Regions from separate parts of the Homo sapiens genome. Here region 1 is linked to region 2. Evidence: chromatin contacts called from ENCODE Hi-C or POLR2A ChIA-PET data. All regions are on one chromosome and are shown on one strand. The core of a region is the stretch at or near the end of the contact, and the rest is flanking DNA. Distances in the headings are between cores, read along the strand shown.

Evidence for each region. Hi-C counts contacts between places; a loop is a spot of excess contacts on that map. ChIA-PET counts read pairs that join two places held with the same protein, here RNA polymerase II (POLR2A). Pooled maps may share reads with other maps.
Region 1: a loop to region 2 is called in a pooled map, with 6 times the contacts of the local background. The contact joins the promoter of DYNC1LI2 here to the promoter of MATCAP1 in region 2. A Hi-C loop is called at or near these places in 6 of 50 pooled maps. POLR2A ChIA-PET finds 5 or more read pairs at or near these places in 2 of 52 experiments (H1 and HCT116).

Annotation. Positions count from the first base shown.
Region 1 is chr16:66,750,069-66,757,248 of GRCh38, reverse strand. It overlaps DYNC1LI2 (dynein cytoplasmic 1 light intermediate chain 2), which reads left to right and starts at 5,640. Exons shown (of 13, transcript NM_006141.3): 1 at 5,640-5,764; 2 at 5,903-5,976. The coding sequence starts at 5,658. It overlaps DYNC1LI2-DT (DYNC1LI2 divergent transcript), which reads right to left and starts at 5,497. Exons shown (of 2, transcript NR_133569.1): 1 at 4,349-5,497; 2 at 2,506-4,253. TERB1 (telomere repeat binding bouquet formation protein 1) reads left to right here. Exons shown (of 19, transcript NM_001136505.2): 19 at 2,086-2,609. The coding sequence ends at 2,273. RefSeq lists an enhancer at 5,284-5,999 and a silencer at 5,213-6,012.
Region 2 is chr16:67,178,757-67,185,496 of GRCh38, reverse strand. MATCAP1 (microtubule associated tyrosine carboxypeptidase 1) reads left to right here and starts at 1,534. Exons shown (of 7, transcript NM_001040715.2): 1 at 1,534-2,235; 2 at 4,831-5,456; 3 at 5,539-5,682; 4 at 5,935-6,067. The coding sequence starts at 4,887. EXOC3L1 (exocyst complex component 3 like 1) reads left to right here. Exons shown (of 14, transcript NM_178516.4): 10 at 7-136; 11 at 239-361; 12 at 440-595; 13 at 687-811; 14 at 893-1,118. The coding sequence ends at 1,103. RefSeq lists enhancers at 16-115, 6,442-6,740.

The DNA.
Region 1 (7,180 bases), core at 4,391-6,890, 430 kb after region 2:
ATGCCTTTTTTTTGTAGGTAAGACTTGCTTTAGCTAAAACCAAATAATCTGGCCTACTTTTTAGAATTTAGAAAGGAACCTTGAGAAAGTAGTGATTCTTACATCTCTTTCACAAGCCGGCCAGGAATATTTGGTATGTTGCCATTTTTTCCCCCTTGATAAACTTAACCTTTTTTTAGGATACTCACCACCGTTCATTTAATTATACTTTATACTCAAATGTGAGCCCATTCTTCTGAGAAGGAACCACTGTCCTAAGCATTTACAGATTTCCCCAAGTCTCTATTTCAGGATGGATTGGTGTTTTGAGAGGGCTTGAAAAATAAAAGAGTCCTTAGAATTAAGCCCTCTTGCCCATTTTCCCTTGCTCTTCCCTAATACCTAATATTACAAGGAGCACTAAAGAAGTCACAGAGCGGGGAGCTTGGGGTGTAGAGAGCTGCTTCCTTCTTCCAGGCTGCTCAGTACTCTGCTGTAGGAATCTTTGAAGATTTGGGCACAGATATTAAGTATAAAAGTCAGGGAGATGGCAGCCACAATGGAAAAGTGGGGCTTTACATGATCAACTCCAGGGCTCAATATCCTGAAAGTTATAGTAACCAATCTAGTCCTGATTATTATGGGTTCAAATCATTTAGCAAGGGAAGTTGAAACCTATTTCTTGGATAGCCACAGTTTTCCAGTACACCCAAAATGAAAGAATAATTTCATTGATAAGCTTTGAGATAGTTTTACCAATAAATTTTTTCTCTCAACAAGTATTTATTGACTACCTACTGTGTGTCAGATACTATTCTAAGCACTGGGGATACAATGGTGAATAAAATAGATCAAAATTGCTGCCCTCATGGAGCTTACATTCTAAATAATACTATTAAGTAATAATCAGACATTTACACTGATAACCTTCTGCTGGGAAGATTTTTTCATCTGTTTTAAAAGGTCTGAACTGTGGCTCTTAGAAAAGGTAAACAAATGGCTGTCTTGGCCTGCAAGGGCAAGGTTTTCTAAGGGTGACCCAGGACAACTGCACCCAGTACTACGAAAGTAAATAACAGCCTCAACTGGAAATACAGAAAACTTCTCCTCACCAGCATCTACCCACATTGATAAGATGAGATAATAATGAATGAAAAAGCTTAAAGAAAACTATTTCCTAGTAATCATCACCAGAAAATATTTGTTTACAGATACCAGCTGTATATTCTTTCTTTATAGAAAGTATCCCTTAAAAACCAAATAGTTAAAAACTTCCTTCCTCATTGTGCAGCCTATATTTTGAGTTTTGATCTAGCTGACCATGTGTTTTTAAAAGCAAATTTCAAAAGACCCTTATTCTTAAAAATATTATCAAACCTAATATTTAACAAGTGTTGATATTCTTTTCTATTCTATCAAGTTATGGAGCCCTTTGGGAAGACTGTATCTCTAAGATACGTAAGCTGTTTTTTATTTTTATTTATTTATATATTTTGAGACAGAGTCTTGCTCTGTCGCCCAGGCTGGAGTGCAGTGGTGTGCTGTCAGCTCACTGCAACCTCTGCCTCCCGAGTTTAAGCAATTCTTGTGCCTCAGCCTCCCGAGAAGCTGGGACTACAGTCACGTGCCACCATGCCTGGCTACTTTTTGTATTTTTGGTGGAGAGAGATTATTGCCACGTTGACCAGGCTGGTCTCGAACTTCTGACCTCAAGTAATCCACCTTCCTCAGCCTCCCAAAGTGCTGGGATTATAGGCATAAGTCACCGTGCCTGGCCGGTAAGATGTTTGTTAACTGTCCTCACAGGAATGTTGAATTAACAATCAAATGTTTATAAACTTTTGTTTCTTGACTGAAAGATGTTGTATTACTACTGTCAATTAAGTTATAATTACTGAAGAAGTCACAGTGATAGCAACTAGCTTAATATTAGGCACTCAGGTTTTTAAAATTGAAGTGGGTTTCCACATGATGAGAAGCCCTGGCATTTCTCACTCTGTAGTTTATATCCTTAGGTATAAGTTAAGCATATCCAAATAAGCACTTATTTGCATCTCAGGACCTTTGTTCAGCAAATACTAATATATTCTACAATTCTAATTATAGAAAAAAGAAGAATTCGCAAAAACTTTACTGAAGAAGAAGTAAATTACCTTTTCAATGGAGTTAAGAAAATGGGAAATCACTGGAATTCAATTTTGTGGTCTTTCCCCTTTCAGCAAGGACGGAAGGCTGTGGACCTTGCTCACAAATACCACAAGCTGACCAAACACCCCACGTGTGCAGCTTCTTGATTGAAAGAAGACTGTCAGTTTTTAGTTTGGATTCTTAAAATACAGTGCCTTGAAAGATACATTTAAAGTATTTTTCTAAACTCTCATGAGAAGGAATGTGGAAATGAGGATACAGTTTTCATTAAACAGTTTTTGTGATGCTGAAACTCATCAAATTACAATGATTTATAAAGCAAATATATCATCAGTGTACAGATTAGTAAGAAAATTCCTTCATAAGATCAAACATTTGTTTAGGAATATGCTTTTATTTTTCCTTAAGCTTAAAGGACACAGAGAAAAGAATTAGCCTTTAAATGTTATTTGACATTATATTGCAATAAATACTATGTGGGACATTTGGATTTTAGTATTTTTATATGGTACAAAAGTCCCTCCCCAGAATTCAGAAAGAATAGTTCCCCAAGCTATTTAACTAAGGTTCCCATACACTAAATCAATATTTGACATTTTGTTAATTAAAATGTTTCCTTGGCTGTGGTGGTGGCCCATATTTGTAATCCTAGCACTTTGGGAGGCCAATGTGGGAGGATCACTTGAGGCAAGGAGTTTGAGACCAGCCTGGGCAACATAGTGAGACCCCTATCTTTACAAAAAAATTTAAAAATTAGCTGGATGTGGTGGCATGCCCCTGTGGTCCTAACTACTTGAGAGGCTGAAGTGGGAGGATCGCTTGAGCCCAGGAGTTCGAGGTTGTAGTTAGTTATGAGTGTTTCACTGTACTCTGGCCTGGACAAGAGCAAGACCCTATCTCTTAAAAAAGTTTCCTCTTCTATTGTTTATTGTAGTATCCTAGAGGAAAAAAAAAAAGTTTCTTCTTCTAAAGACTAATTATGCAGTTGCTTTGAATACTCCCACATCATATAGTCAGGTTCACTTCTTTTTGGTGTATGTTTATTTGCTTTAGCTTTTCAGAAATGTCTACACTTTCCCTTCTTCTCCCTCTGTATCTTTATCCTTCATACTGATGAGCCCTAGTTACTTCATGTTGCAGCAGAACGATGTCTTGTCCCCTTATGAGTTTAGTCACTGACCACTGGATACCTCTGTCTTTGCAAAATGTGTCCAGAAATGTCACCCTAAGAAATCCAGCCTGACTGGCATGGGGGGCTAGCTTCTTTGTTAGCATCAGTGAGGTTTTATGGGTTCTACCCTAAGATGTTTCTTGGCATTCTACATGACCAACTCTTAGATTATAGTTAATACAGTAATGACGTTTAGATTATCATTTTTATTTCAAATAATTTCCTATCCTATTCCTATGCATTTTTAAATTAAATTTTACTTTATTTGACAGTCTTACTCTGTCGCCCAGGCTAGAGTGCAGTGGTGTGATCTCAACTCCCTGCAGCCTCTGTCTCCTGGGTTCAAGCAATTATCGTGCTTCAGCCTCCCAGGCAGCTGGGATTACAGGCGGATGCCACCATTCCTGGCTAATTTTTTTTTTTTTTTTTTGTATTTTTAGTAGAGACGGGGTTTGGCCATGTTGGACAGGCTGGTCTGGAACTCCTGACCTCAAGTGATCCGCCAGCCTCGGCCTCCCAAAGTGCCGGGATTACAGGTGTGAGCCACCGTACCTGGCCTTCCTATGCTTTTTTGTTAAACTCTTCCACAGGACTTTAATAGTTCCTGCTAAATTTCAACTTGTTAGATTTAGTCTCTGCTCAGTTTGTCATGCAGTAGATAAGGCAACCCTTCCTGCTTCAGGTCATCCACAACTTCCATGACTGCTGCTGTATTCTTATCCAAGTCACTGATGGCACCCTGAATTGGCTGGCCAGGGCAGGAGGTTTGGGCAGGCCCCTAGCAGCCTCATCTGCTGGTCCCTCCTCTTCATCAGCCACCTCTGGGCTAGTCTTTAATAAGCCTCAGTGCTATCATCCAGCATTGATTTCACTTTCGCATCTAAGATGTGAATTGTCAAATGCCCTGTTGAAATCTGCATTTGCTGTATCTGCAGCATCCGCCTACCTGGTACTCCTGCAAAAAAGAAAGATACTGTGTAAATCTGGTATTCTCTTTTCCTTTAGTGTTTAATCACAAAATTTCACTTAGTGCTGATTAAGCTCACTGGCCTGTAATTTTCATCTCCATCTTCTGTCCTGTGAAAATTCAGCACTGCTTGCCCTTTTAGGACTTCTGGCACTTTGCCTGATTTTCCCAGATTTCCAAGGGAGGAACTCAGTGGGTTTTCACTCTCGTCTTGTTTAAACCTTACATCCAGTTTGGCAGATGATATGCCCATTTGTTTTATCCCGTAATTCATGCCGCCAGATTTTTTGGCATCAGGATCACAATCCTACTCATCTGAAACCTACTTAGGTGGTGCTTTTCTGCCACATTCCACTTCCTTGTGATATTTAGAAATGTCTTGTTAGCCTGTTTCCATAGAGAATGGCAAGAGCCCTCAAGTAGAGGCCACACCTAAAATTAAGCTTGATAATGGAATGTATGTTTTTCCTTCGGTTACTCTCCGCTCTTTCCCTTTTCCATCCCCTTTCCTTTTATTTTTCTCCCCGCTCTGCACCTGCCAGCTGGCCCCCAAGGAAATTAAGGGCTCCTCTTCTGGTGTGAAATGCTGGCTCCCTGAAAACATCATTTTAAAAAGCATGTTAATAAAGCAAAGCCAAGTGTATTATGCACTGCGGTCAAGAGCACTACTTCACAGTCTTTAGTCTTCGGAGGAGGAGGGGGAAATGCAGGATATTTATGAGGATTCTGGGGTCTTCCTTAAGGCTAGTCTTTCAATGCAGGGCTTGAGTAGGGTTAGGCCAAGTTCATGATATAATGGTCCAAGGTTGGGGAATAAATTAGAAGTACCGAATGTTATCTTCTAGCCTTGGGTCCTTGGGTGGGTTTCTTAAATTTTTTGAGCTTCAGGTTCCTCATCTGTGAAAGGGTTAGATAAGATTCAGTGAGATAATGTGTGACTCTGGCACATGGTGAGCTCTAGATAAATGGCGCTTTTGTGTCCATCAGTCTCATTCCCAAAGCCTAGGCTTTCGGGTCGGTCATCCGGCTGCCCGACCCGCGACGGCGCAGGGGAATCGGCGAGCGTGGCGGGGTGCTGCGCTGCGCCCCTCAGCCGGCAGAGGCCGCCAGCGCGCCCTCGGTCCGGACGGTGCCCGCCCCTGCCACCGCCTCCCCGCGCATGGCTGCCCCGGCGGCTGCCTGACCGCCGCCCGCCACCTCGGCGGCCTCGCAACCCGTGGGAGCCCGTGGCCATCGCAGACCTAGAGGACACGTTGGGCGGCGCAGTCGCCGCGGCAAGGTCGGCGGGCGGCGCGGCGCGAGGGACGGCGAGCGGGGGGCGGCCCGGCCCGGGTCCTCGCGGGTCCTCGGCGGGCCCGGGGGAGGGCCCTCTTTGTGGCTGCAGTTGGCAAGATGGCGCCGGTGGGGGTGGAGAAGAAGCTGCTGCTAGGTCCCAACGGGCCCGCGGTGGCGGCCGCCGGCGACCTGACCAGTGAGGAGGAGGAAGGCCAGAGCCTATGGTGAGGCCGCGGGCGGTCGGGCCGGGCCGTGGGGGGCGCGGCCTCTGGGCCGGACCGTCGGACACACTGAGGGGCCGACGCGAGCCGGGCCATCCCAGCCCGGCCCGGGGCTGACCACTCTTGCCATTGTCGCCACAGGTCCTCCATTCTGAGCGAAGTGTCCACCCGCGCCAGGTCCAAGCTGCCGTCCGGCAAGAACATCCTGGTCTTCGGTGAGCGCCGGCGGCGGGGCGTTGCCCCAGGTCGCTGGGGTGGGCGAGGCGGGCGCCCCTCCCTCAGGTCCCCGCCTTCCCCGTTCCAGCCGCCTGCCCGCAGCCTGGCGGGAAAGGGACCGTCGGCCCTGGCCGGTCAGCTGGAGAGTGGTCAAGCCTCCAGCGCCTGAGGGTGGGATGCTGCCCTCTTTGGAGAGCGTAGTGGTGCTTTGGGGTTGTCGGCATATTGTTTCAGTCACTTGGCCCTCTATGCCTTCATTGCCTCGACGGTTACCAAATTGAGGTCGTGGAGAGGGGAAGCTAGTAGATGAGATTAGGTGGAGAAGGTGGGAGAACGAGGTGACCTGGGCTCGGAGCTGTGGGGAAATGACCACGGGAGCCTTCTTTGAGCCTCATCAGTAGTGCATAGTCCGAGGTTTTAGGGACTTTGCAGAGGACAGAGAGTCAGCACTGGGGACGTTTCCTCCATTATGCTAGCCCTCACTGCTAGGTTACCTGAGTCAGGTCCCTTACTCCCTCTGGCCTCACTCTCCTCAAGTGAGGGAGTTTGGGTACATTCACACAGCAAGTCCATTTGTTGCTTGGGACCTGTGGGCTGGGCACAGGCTCAGCATAGGCGACTCTTAAACACTATAGAAGAATCTCAGTCTGGTGGAAGACAGATGTATTGGTGATTGCATTGCACCATGCCGATTATTGTGGAAGCATTACACTGCTTAGAGCTGGTGAAGGAGGATGATTCGGGGGTTGAGTATTTTGCAGAAAAGTGTCAGTATGCAGGGACACAGATGACAAGAGGGTGTGGGGTTTGGAAACTGCTAGAAGCGCCTTGTGGTTGGTGGCTGCTAAGGTAAGTTGGGGGCAGATTGTGGGAAGGCTGAAGAGTTAGTGCTGTTTCCTGAAGTTCTCTGATTTTTCAAATGGCTTTTATCTCACCTCCATCCCCCAATTCCCATGGGAATCACTGCCTTGGTAGTTTTCCTACTGTTAGAATGTGTGACCTTTCTCAGGAATTGACTGTGGTAGGTAATACCGGACCCTTAGAGATCTTCAAGAAGTGGGGGATCAAGATCACCAGATCTGAGTTTTAGAAAGAACGCTGCCTGCAGAGGGACAGTAGCTCAAAATGAGCAGGTACTGAAGTCAGGCTGACAGGTCCTCACCTTGGTCTGGATGCAGAGGGCCTGAATAAGGTAGAGGCATT
Region 2 (6,740 bases), core at 285-2,784:
GTCCAGCTCCTCAGTGTCTGTCCTGCAGCTGGACGGGGCGCCTTCAGGGGCCTTGGCTCCAGTGGAAGCTGCGCTGGACGAGTTGCAGAGGAGGATCTACCGCTTGGTGTTGGAGGCGCTGCAGGCGGAGCTCCAGGTGAGGCCTCCTTCAGGTCAGGATGGGAGCAGGTGGAGAGGTGGCGGTACAGCTACGTATGGGGGTCTCCGCGGCAATGCCAGATCTGGATCATTTCCCCAGCCCCTGTTCGCGGATCTGCCCTCGCGCCAATGGCTGTCGAGCCCTGAGCTCCTGCAAAGTGTGTGTGAACGGACGGGGCGCTTCTGCCGGGACTTCTGGCGCGTGCGGAACCCCACGGTTCAGGTGGGTTGGGGGAAAAGATTGGGGAAGGGGCGGCGCGGGTGAGAGGCGACCTGCACCCGCCTGATTGCCTCCCCGCAGCTGCTGCTGGCTGAGGCCGAGCGTGCCGTGGTGCTCCAGTACCTGAGCGCGCTGATGCAAGGCCGCCTGGTGTGCCGCGGAGCCGACGAGAGGACCCAGGCGGCCGAGCGCCTGCGGCACGATGCTGCCCAGCTTCAGCAGCTTTTCCTCAGTTTGGTGAGAGCTTCTTGGGCGGGCAGACGGGCGAGAGTCTCAGTGGCTGGGTGGGAGAGAGGGCTGGCGCGAGACCCTACCCCGACGTGCTCAGGGCCTGGAGGAGAACGCGCACTGCGCGCCGGTGCTGCTCGCCCTGAGGGAGCTGCTAAACCTCCGCGACCCCGCGCTGCTGGGCCTGGAGGTGGCTGGCCTGCGGCAACAATTTCCCGACGTGAGGTGCGGACTGGGGGCCAGAAGGGAAGAGAAGCCGGAGGGCGGGGAGGACGGGGCTGACGCGCCTCCTTGGTGCCCCTGCAGCGAGGACCACGTCTCCGCCCTCTTGGGCCTGCGCGGGGACTTGTCCCGGGAGCAGCACCTGGCCGCGCTCAGCTCCCTGCAGGCTGCGCTGCCGCCGTCGCCCCGCGCGAGCCGCCGCGTCCTCTTCAGCCTAGTGCCCGCGCCCGCGCTCGCGCCGGCCTCCTGCCTGCCCTCGGGGTCCTGCGCCCGAGCCCTGCTGCTCGCAGAATAAACCACGGCTGCCGGACGCCTGAGTCTGTGTGTGTTGGGGAAGGTGGGATGGAATAAAAGTGCCCACGAGGGTTGAGGGAATTCTTGCAGAGTGACACGCTTAAAGTATCCTGGCTCCCGTCCTGGTACACGGGCTGCGCCCCGCCTATGCAGGCATCTGCCCTCTGTGCAGACTGCGTTCCCGAGGCCGCGGGCTACGCCCCCACGTCTCCGCGCCCAGGCCGTGAGCAAGAGTCTCCGCCGCCCTGGCCGCCTGGAGCCCCTGAAGCCCAGCAACTCGCTGTGGCCTTGGGAAGGGGGCGGGCCCAGGACCACGAACACCGCCCCCTCAACCCTGCCTGGCTTCGCTCCCAGTGGCCTCGGGGGCGCGCCGCCGCGGAGACTGACGCGAAGCCCCACGCTTTCGTAAGAGCGTGCGCGCGCCCGAGGACGTACGTCATCGGCGACGGCTCCCGCCGGCTGGGCGTCCGGTGGCCGGTGTAGCAGAGCGGGAGCGGCGGGCGGCGAGCAGAGGAGCTAACAGGTGGGGGCACGGCACGCGGACGGACCCCCCCAAAGGCCGGGAGGAGGCGCGCGACGCGACCTTTCCTGATCTCCCGGAGAAGCCTCCACTCCATTGTCTCCTGGCCCCACCCTCCATTGGGCACGCCCTTCACCTTATCCCCCACCACTTATTGGCTGCAGGTCACGCCCCTCCTCTATTTCTGGTTCCCCATTGGCTCTTCACCTTGTCCTCTCCGGGGCTTCTCTCCGCACAGGCCACACCCTCTCATTTGTCACTAGACCCCGCCTTAATAGTGGGGGGCTCCTCCCCCATCCATCCTTCATTCATTATGCACCCAGTGCTGGGTGCTTGGTACACGGGGGTGAATCAGACCCCATTCCTGCCTTCGGGGAGTTCAGGGGATTGTGGGAGGACACGGACCTAGACTCCAACAGTGACAGCTCTGAGTAAAGAAGTCGCCGAAGCAGTGGGACACTAGACGCGGGGAAGGCTTCCTGGAGGAAGTGAGGCCTAAACTGAGCCTTGAAGAATGGTTAAGAGTTTGCTCCAGGAATATATTGCAAAGGCATTCTTGGCGGAAGGACCCGAGACGTGAAAAAAACAGGCGTATTCTGGTAATTTCGAGGAGGTATGTCGAATGAAAGAAGGGGAGATGGAGGGGACTGGGCCAAGCAGAAACCTGTAAAGGGGTGAGGAGTCCAAAAAACTGTACAGTTAGTTAAAGGGAGTGAAGCCTGGGACCTGAAGTCTTTTCAAGCAGCTGGTCATTAGGCAGGGTAGAGAGGAGTGGAGAGGGGGAAGATGAAGTCTAGATAGGGAAGCAAAGTGCAGGGAAGGAATAATTCTAGTTCTGAAAGAAGAGCTCTTGGATTCATTTATTTATTGAGCAATTGCTGCGGGCCAGGCACTGTTCTGGGTTCTGGGGACACAGCTGTGAATGTTGGAAAAGATAAAACAGATAACTATCAAATATACCTATCATACAAATATAAACTGTACTGAAGTACACTCCAGATGGTGATGACTGCTACAAAGAACAATAATTTGGGGAAGGGGAGATAGTGGAGAGGGGAGAGGAGGTTTACTATTTTATTGAGGGTGTGTTAGGCTTTTCTAATAACATGGTATTGATGCAGAGATTTGAGGAAAGTGAGAGAGTGACCCATGCCATTATACAGGGGGAGGAACATCCCAGACAGAGGACATATTCTGTTTGATATGCCTATTAAACATTCAAGTGATGACACTGCAGTGAAGATGGACATGATGGCATGTGCCTGTGGTTCCAGCTAGTTGGAAGGCTGAGGTGGGAAGATTGCTTGAGGCCAGGAATTCAAGACCAGCCTGGGCAAATAGACAGTATCTCAAATTGCACTGAAATTGGCAACACTGGTCTAAAGTTTATGGAAGAAGTCTGAGCTAATGTATGTAAAACCACAAGAGTGGATGAGAACATCTAGGGAGTGAACGTAAATGGAGAAGTTTCCATAGGCAAGTCCTGGAGCATTACAGTATTAAGAGGTCAGGGAGACAGGGATGACCAGCAAGGTAGGAGGAGAACTAAGTTCGACTGTGTTTGGAAAACCAAGTGGACAGCATGTTTCCAGGAGGCAGTGACTTTTTTTTTTTTTTTTTTTTTTGAGATGGAGTTTCGCTGTTGTTGCCCAGGCTGGAGTGCCATGGCACAATCTTGGCTCACCGCAAACTCCGCCTCCCGGGTTCAAGCGATTCTCCTACCTCAGCCTCCCGAGTAGCTGGGGTTACAGGCATGTGCCACCACGCCCAGCTAATTTTGTATTTTAGTAGAGACGGGGTTTCTCCATGTTGGTCAGGCTGGTCTCGAACTCCCGACCTCAGGTGATCCGCCCGCCTCGGCCTCCCAAAGTGCTGGGATTACAGGCGTGAGCCACCCTGCCTGGCCTCCAGGAGGTAGTGATTAACTGTATCGGGTGCTGATCAATATGAAGGTCATTGCTGGTCATTGGTGACCTTGATCAGATCAATTTGGATGGAGTGCTGGGAACAAAAGGCTAATTGGAGTGAATTTAAGAGAGAACAGGAAAAAAGGAACTGGAGACTGGGTATAGATGACTCGAGGTATGTGCTGCAATAGGAGCAAGTGGAGGGAGATGCAGCGGGGCTGTAGCTGGAGGAGTGTGGGTTCTAGTGAGGGTTTTGTTTTGTTTTTTAAGATGGAGAAGTAACAGCATGTGTTTATCCTGATGGAAAGAGTCCAGTAGAGAGGAAGAGATTGATGATGTAGGAGAGAGGAGAAATGCTGGAAGTGAGTCACTGAGCAGGCAAGGGAGCTCAGCAGCTGGAGCCTCTCCAGGTAGTCTCTGGGGAGGGTTGGGATTGGACTGAGTCCTGGAACAGAGTCGGGGTGAGCGCCCTGACACTGGCTTTGGATGACCACTGGAAAGATCCCTCAGATAGGGGACAAGCCAGAGATTGGCTTGGATTTGCTGAAGCTTCCTTCTGCTTCCCAAAAGCAGATTCTAATTTGGATTTCAACAGATGGCTCAGAGGAGAGAGGGCATTCTGGGGGGTACCGGCGTAAGCATGGGGCCCTCAAACATTGAAACTGACTGAGGCCAAATAGGCAGGAGGATATGGGTAAAGCCAGGTGGATGGGCAGGGGTGGCACTGAGAAGATGCCATAGGCTGAAGGCAGTCCCTGAGGTCTTCTCACCTACCTAATCTGCCCAGGCAGCTGAAGCTGCACTGTACCACCTCCCAGATTAAGTGAGTGAGCACAGAGATTAGAATCACGAGTAAGGGGCTCAGTCCTTGCCTTCAGGAGCTCAGGCTGAGAGGATTCCAGTAACCACCACCTAGGTGGGTGTTTAAAACTCTTGCTTTCGGCTGGGTGCGATGGCTCATGCATTTAATTCCAGCACTTTGGGAGGCTGAGGCGGGAGGATCACTTCAGGCCAGGAGTTGGAGGCTGCAATGAGCTATGATCATTGCACTGCACTCCACCTTGGGCAACAGAGTGAGACCCTGTCTCAAAAAACAAAAACGAAAACAAAAGTGCTTTCTTCCGGCCCAGCATATTTGGGTGAGTCTGCTGGAGGCAATGGACGCTGCAGCCAATCAGACCCCTGGTAGCAGAGCCTGGGCCCACCAAGGGCCCAGCAGAGGCAATGTGGAGTACAGGGCCTGCTGGTCGTTTGGTCACACCCACTCATGCTGGTCTCCACATGCCCTTCTGTGTCCCCAGAGGTCGACAGTGTGGGGAGTTGGAGTGACCCGGCTGGATGTGACCCCCAGGACAGAATGGTGCTGGACTCAGGGGCTCAGGCGTATGATCAGGCACCCCCCAGCCCGCCTACCAGTCCCCCATCCCTGCGCCATAGGCTGAAGCCCTCAGACCGAGATGGGCCACCACTGTACCCCTGGTCTCAGTCCCTGGCCTTGCCCCTGGCTCTGGCAGTCCCCCCAGCGCTGCAGCCCCAGCCTGAGCAGCAGCCGTTCTCACAGATGCTCCTGGGCCACCGTGGCCACATGCGTCGCAGTGAGAGCACCTACTCTGTAAATAGTACTGGCCGGCGGGGGCGTGGCACCCTGGGACGGCCTCCACCTGGACGGGGACGGAACCCAGGTGGGGGCACCCTGCGGCCTGCAGCCTCCCTGCCTCACATTGCTAAGACTCAAAGGGATGCAGGCCATATTGCCAGCAAGAGCCCCTGCATGTTGGTGGCCCTGCGGCCAACCAACATGGACCGTGAGCGAGACAAGTTCTTCCAGTCCCATTACACCTACAATCCACAGTTTGAGTACCAGGAGCCCATGCCCACGGCTGTGCTGGAAAAGTACTGCGAGGCCTCTGGACAGTTCATCCATCAGGTCAGTCCAGCCTCCCCACCGTATCCTGGCCCTGACCACCCAAGGGGCTTGTCCTGACCAGCCACTGTGGCCCCGTGTACAGGCAGTTGGCATCATTGAGGCTGTTCTGGAGAAGTTTGGAACCTATGAACACTTTGAGGCTGCCACTGGGGGGCAGCTGCTCACCAAGTGCCAGATATGGTCGATTGTGCGCAAATACATGCAGAAGGAGGGCTGCGCTGGGGAGGTGAGCTTGCCTGCAGAGCCCTTCCTCTACATGCCCCAAATCAGGGTGTCTTGTGGGCGGTCCCAGGTCCAGCTCCACACCTGACCCACCCCTGCCCCTGCCCCAGTGAGGTGGGAGCTGGTTCTGAGCAGAGGTGATGAAGGGTGGGTGCCCTGGCCAATTGTCTGGCCTCGCTGCCCTGTGGCATCATTGGGTCCACCTGCACCCTGGCCCCAGGCTGGTGGCCATGGCTCAGAGCACTGCCACCTGCAGGTTGTGGTGCAGCTGAGTGAGGACCTGCTGTCCCAGGCAGTGATGATGGTGGAGAACAGCCGGCCCACATTGGCGATCAACCTGACCGGAGCCCGCCAGTACTGGTTGGAGGGCATGCTGCGGCATGAGATAGGTCAGGGTGTGGGTATCCGGGCAGATGGGTAGGCATGAAAGGGGCCTGGGAGCTGGGAGGGGTGGGAAGGAGGGGCCCCAATAACTCCCCTTTTTGTTTCTCCCCCTTCCCTCCTGAGGTCGGGGCTTTCCCTTCCTGAGCAGCCACCTCCCGCCCTCTGCTTACAGAGGTAGGCCAGAACATGCCTGCCCATGCTCTGGGCTCGCTCTCATCTCTTGGTCCTTTCGGGTATATTTTTCTCTCTCCACTTCCTCTCCGACTTCTCCCAACAGTGCGGGCAAGGCTGGTCAGGCCCTGACCGGCCAGAGAAAGAACCCTCAGGGTCCCACCAGGCCAGCCACCACGCTGGCCCTCCAGGGTGGATGGAAGGCCAGGTCCTGGGAATGGACTTGACTTGAGGACACATGGCACCTGGTTTAGGAGGGGACTGGCCAGTTTGGGCAGGGGGGTGCAGGGCACTAACCACTATTCCTATCTGTCTGTCCCTCTTCCTCGAGAATCCTGTTGCTCTGGGCAAGAGTGATTTTTACCGGGGGCATCAGCATGACTGTTCAAGATGATATGGGCACCCAGGATGTTGGGCAGGGTGGTATATGTATTCTTGTGCCCAGGAGGGCTGGGGGCAATGTCAGTTTGGGAGAGTTCGTGCACGTGTGTGGGTGCGTGGGTGTAG